Regions from separate parts of the Homo sapiens genome. Here region 2 is linked to region 1. A link is an interaction called in ENCODE POLR2A ChIA-PET data of the cell type or tissue named here. Cell type or tissue: PC-3. All regions are shown on one strand.

Evidence for each region. Peaks named below come from ENCODE experiments on the same cell type or tissue, not always from the same donor. Only the 100,000 strongest peaks of a DNase experiment are listed, where the experiment ranks them.
Region 2: POLR2A ChIA-PET joins it to region 1 with 10 read pairs; 6 of 35 experiments call an interaction of 5 or more read pairs at or near these places.

What each region holds. Positions count from the first base shown.
Region 1 is chr10:63,246,561-63,249,060 of GRCh38, forward strand. The region is part of intron 3 of JMJD1C (jumonji domain containing 1C); the gene reads right to left. Among named protein-coding and RNA genes, the nearest start is that of NRBF2, 110 kb to the left of the region's middle. In PC-3, no CTCF peak of the experiment used is centred here; a DNase peak (open chromatin) is centred at 1,381; H3K27ac peaks cover 970 bases.
Region 2 is chr10:63,375,591-63,378,090 of GRCh38, forward strand. The region is part of intron 2 of JMJD1C (jumonji domain containing 1C); the gene reads right to left. Among named protein-coding and RNA genes, the nearest start is that of MIR1296, 3.8 kb to the left of the region's middle. In PC-3, no CTCF peak of the experiment used is centred here; a DNase peak (open chromatin) is centred at 1,481; H3K4me3 peaks cover 329 bases; H3K27ac peaks cover 501 bases.

The sequences.
Region 1 (2,500 bases):
CACCAGACTCATCTTACAGGAATGTAAGATATAAGTTCTTCAATCAGAAAGAAAAACAAATAATGTACAAAAAAGAAAATATTTAAAAATATAAAAGCTACTGGTAAAATCAAATACACAGACAATACAATGCCATGAAACAAGCCTCAACAAATTCAAAAAAGCGAAAATCATACGGCAAACTGTCTTTTCTGACCACAACAGAATAAACCTAGAAATCAGTAGCAAGGGAAACCTCTGAAAACACACAAATACATGGAAATTAAACAACATGCTCCTGAACAACGAATAGGTCAATAAAGAAACTTAATTAAATTTTTTTTAATTTCTTGAAAAAAATGAAAACCAAACACAAAATCTACGGGATTTGGCAAAAGCGATACTAAGAGGAAAGTTTACAGCAATAAACATCTATATTTAAAAAGTAGACTTCAAATATACAACGCAACAATGCACTCCAAGGAACTACAAAAGAACAAACTAAATCCAAAATTAGTAGTAAGAGGGACATAATAAAAGTGAGAACGGAAATAAACTGAGACAAAAAAAACAAAAACAAAAACAAAAAAACAAAAAACAGAAGAAAATTTTAAAAAAATGAAAAGCTGGATTTTGAAAAGATAGATAAAATCAATAAATATTTAGCTAGACTGAGGAAAAAAAGGAGAAGACCCAAATAAATTAGAAATGGAAAAAAAAGATATAGCTGAGACCTCAGAAATACAAAGACTCATTAGAGACTACTATCAACAACTATACAAGCTAACAAATTGAAAAACCCAGAAAAATGGATAAATTCATGGACACACAACCTACCAAAATTGAACCAGGAAAGAAAAGAAAACCTCAACAAACCAGTAACAAATAATGGAATCAAAGCCTTAATTAAAAATCTCCCAGCCAGGCATGGTGGCTCAAACCTGTAATCCCAACACTTTGAAAGGACAAAGAAGGTGGATCACTTGAGCCCAGGAGTTCAAGACCAGCCTGGCCAACATGGTGAAACCCTGCCTCTACAAAACATACAAAATGTATGGTTGTGCATGCCTGTAGTCCCAGCTACTTGGAGGTTGAGGCAGGAGAATTGCTTGGGCCAGAGAGGCGAAGACTGCAGTGAGCCAAGACTGAGCCACCGCACACCAGCCTGGGTGACAGAGCCAAAAAAAAAAAAAAAAAAAGAAACAAAAACCTTGCATCTTTTCCCATTTCTTTTCCAAAGAAAAGTCCAGGATCTAATGACTTTACTACTGAATTCTATATGAATCATACTCAAATGCATAAAACAAAACAAAACAAAACAAAACAAACAAAGAAGAGGAGGGAATACTTCCAAACTCATTCCTTGAGGCCAGTATTACCCAGACACAACAAAAAAAGGAAACTATAGGCCTGGTACAGTGGCTCATGACTGTAATCCTAGCACTGTGGGAAGCCGAGGTAGTGGATCACTTAAGGTCAGGAGTCTGAGACCAGCCTGGCCAACATGGTGAAACCCTGTCTCTACTAAAAATACAGAAATTAGCTGGGTGTGGTGGCGGGCGCCTGTATCCCAGCCACTCAGGACGCTGAAGCAGTATATTTTACCACAATTAAACATTTTTATTAAAAAATTTAGCAGAAGGCCAGGCACGGTGTTTCACACCTGTAATCCCAGCACTTTGGGAGGCCGAGGCAGGTGGATCACAAGGTCAGGAGATCGAGACCAGCCTGACCAACATGGTGGTCAAGTTGCTAACACAGGGAAGTTTTTCAAACCCCAAAGAAAAAGCAACCAACATGGTGAAACCCTGTCTCTACTAAAAATACAAAAATTAGCTGGGCGTGGTGGCAGGTGCCTGTAAACCCAGCTACCCCGGAAGCCGAGGCAGGAGAATCACTTGAATCCGGGAGGCAGAGGTTGCAGTGAGCTCAGATTGTGCCACTGTACTCCAGCCTGGGCAACAGAATGAGACCTCATCTCAATAGATAGATAAATAAATAAATAAATAAATAAATAAATAAATAAATGACAGGGAATAATGATGGACACTGTTGAATATGTGGGAAAAGGGGAACCTGTACGCTGTTGGTGGAAATGTAAATTAGTAGCGTTATTGTGAAAAACAACATGGAAACTTCTCAGAAAACTAAAAATATAACTATGATCCAGCAGTTCCACTACTGGATATACATCCAAAAGAAATAAAATCAATATATCAAAGAGATAGCTGCATTTCTATGTTTACTGCAGCACTATACACAATAGCCAAAATATGGACTCCACCTAAGTGCTCATCAATGGACGAATGATATAGGAAATGTGGTATACGTACATAATGAATATTGTCCTGGCCATAAAAAGAATGAAAACTTGTTATGTGCCACAACATGGATGGAAGTGGAGGTTATTACGTTAAATGAAATAAGCGAAGGACAGGAAGACAAATGATCACATGTTGTCACTGATATGTGGGAGGTTAACAAGTGGATGCTTGGCCAGGAGTGGTGGCTCACGCCTGTA
Region 2 (2,500 bases), 130 kb after region 1:
CCCAGGCTTGAGTGCAATGACACAATCATGGCTCACTGCAGCCATGAACTCCTGGGCTTATGCAATCCTTCAGACTTAGCCTCTCAAGTAGCTGAGACTATAGGCGTGAGCCACCACACTCGGCTTATTTTATTTTATTTTTTTTGCAGAGAAGGGGGCTCGCTGCATTGTTCAGCCTGGTGTTGAGCTCCTGGCCTCAAGCAATCCTCTCGCCTTAGCCTCCCAAAGAGCTGGGATACAGCACCCAGCCCTTAATATTAAGATGTCTACCACCCAGATCCATCTACAGATTCAATTCAATCCCTATCAAAATCCAAGTGACCTTTTTCTGGAGAAAAAGAAAAATCTCTCCTGAAATTCATACAGAATCTCAAGGGACCCTGAATAACCAAAACTATCCTGAGAAAGAAGAAAGTTGACGGAAAAACATTTCCTGATTTCACAATGTACTACAAAGCAACAGTAATCAAAACAGTGAGCTGGTATCAGCATAAGAACATACAGACCAATGGAATGGAATAGAAAGCCCAGAAACAAACCCTTGCATATACAGTCAAAATATTTTCTGTAACAGTGTCAAGACCATTCACTGGGGCAAAGGCAGTCTTTCCAACAAATGGTGCTGGAAAAAGTGGACATCTACACGTAAAAAAAAGCTGGACCCTTACATGATATTCCAAACTTAAAATCAATTAATTCACCAAAATTTGTGATCTAAAACTATACAACTTTTAGAAGAAAACATAAGGGGAAAAGCTTCATGACATGGATTTGGCAATTTTTTTTTAATACAACAACAAAGGCATAAGCAACAAGCGGAAACAGACAAGTTGGGCTTCATCAAAATTTAAAACTTTTGTGCAGCACGGGCCACTGCTAACACAGTAAAAAGGCAACCTGTAAAATGAAAGAAAATGTTACCAAATCATGTATCTAAAAGGGGATTAATATCAAGAATACATAGAGAAATCCTAAAACTTAACACCAAAAAAAACAAATGATCCAATTCAAAAACAGGCAAAGAACTTTATGAATAGATATTTCTCAAAAGACATACAAATGGCCAAGAAGCACATGAAAAGATGCTCAACATCACATTAAGCATTAGAAAAATATAAAACAAAACCACAATGACATGCCATTTCACACCTACTGAGAAAGTAAATACCAAAAAAATGAAAGTAAATGTTGGTGAGGATGTAAAGAAACTGGAACCCTTACACAATGCTGGTGGAAATGAAAAATGGTGCAGCCACTTGGAAAACAGTATGAAAGTGCCTCAAAAAATTAAAAATGCAATTACCATCTGATCCAGCAATTCTACTCCTGGGTATATACCCAAATAGTTGAACACAGAGGCTTGGGCAGATATTTATACAGCCATGTTCATACCAGTATTATTCCCTATAGCCAAAAGCTGGAAGTGACACAACTGTCCATTAATGGGCAAATGGATGAAAAGAACGTGGTGTATAAACACAATGGAATGTTATTTTGCAATAAAAAGGAAGAAAATTGTGACACATGGTTTAACATGCATGAACCCTGAAGACATTGTCAGTGAAATGAGCCCGTTACAAAAGGACAAATACTGTATAATTACATTCATATGAGATACTCAGAGACCGAAAGTAGAATGGTGGGCCAGGAAGACGGGGGAATAAGGAACTGCTCTTTAATGAGTACAGTTTCAGTTTTGCAAGACAGAAAATGTTCTGTGTTTGGATGACAATAGTGGTAACACACAACACGAATGTACTTACTACCAATGACCCGTGTACTCAAAAACAGTTAAAATGGCAAATTTTATGTTAAGTACATTTTACCACAATTAAAAATTTTTATTAAAAAATTTAGCAGAGGGCCGGGCATGGTGACTCATGCCTGTAATCCCAGCACTTTGGGAGGCTGAGGCAGGCAGATCACAAGGTCATGAGTTCAAGACCTGCCTGGCCAATATGTTGAAAAACCCTGTCTCTACTAAAAATATGAAAATTAGCCGGGCATGATGGCAGGCACCTGTAGTCCCAGCTACTCGAGAGGCTGAGGCAGGAGAATTGCTTGAACCCGGGAGGCAGAGGTTGCAGTGAGACGAGATTGCACCACTGCACTCCAGCCTGGGCGACAGAGCAAGACTCCGTCTCAAAAAAAAAAATTTAGCTAGGCATAGTGGCACACATCTGTAGTCCTAGCTACTGGGGAGGCCAAGGTGGGAGGATCTTTTTTGAGCCCAGGAGTTCAAGGCTGCAGTGAGCTGTGATCACACCACTGCACTCCAGCCTGTGTGGAAAAGTGAGATCTTGTCTAAATAAATAAAATAAATAGTATGGCAAAAAAAAAAAAGGAACCAGAGCAATATGTTTCATAAGAAAATATATCAAAAATTATATATATTAGTATATATATAATATATATGAGTTATCTCTTAGTAATAGGACTAAAAAGATAATCCTCTATTACTTTCATACCACAGTGTTTTCCAAATTTTTCATCACTTTTT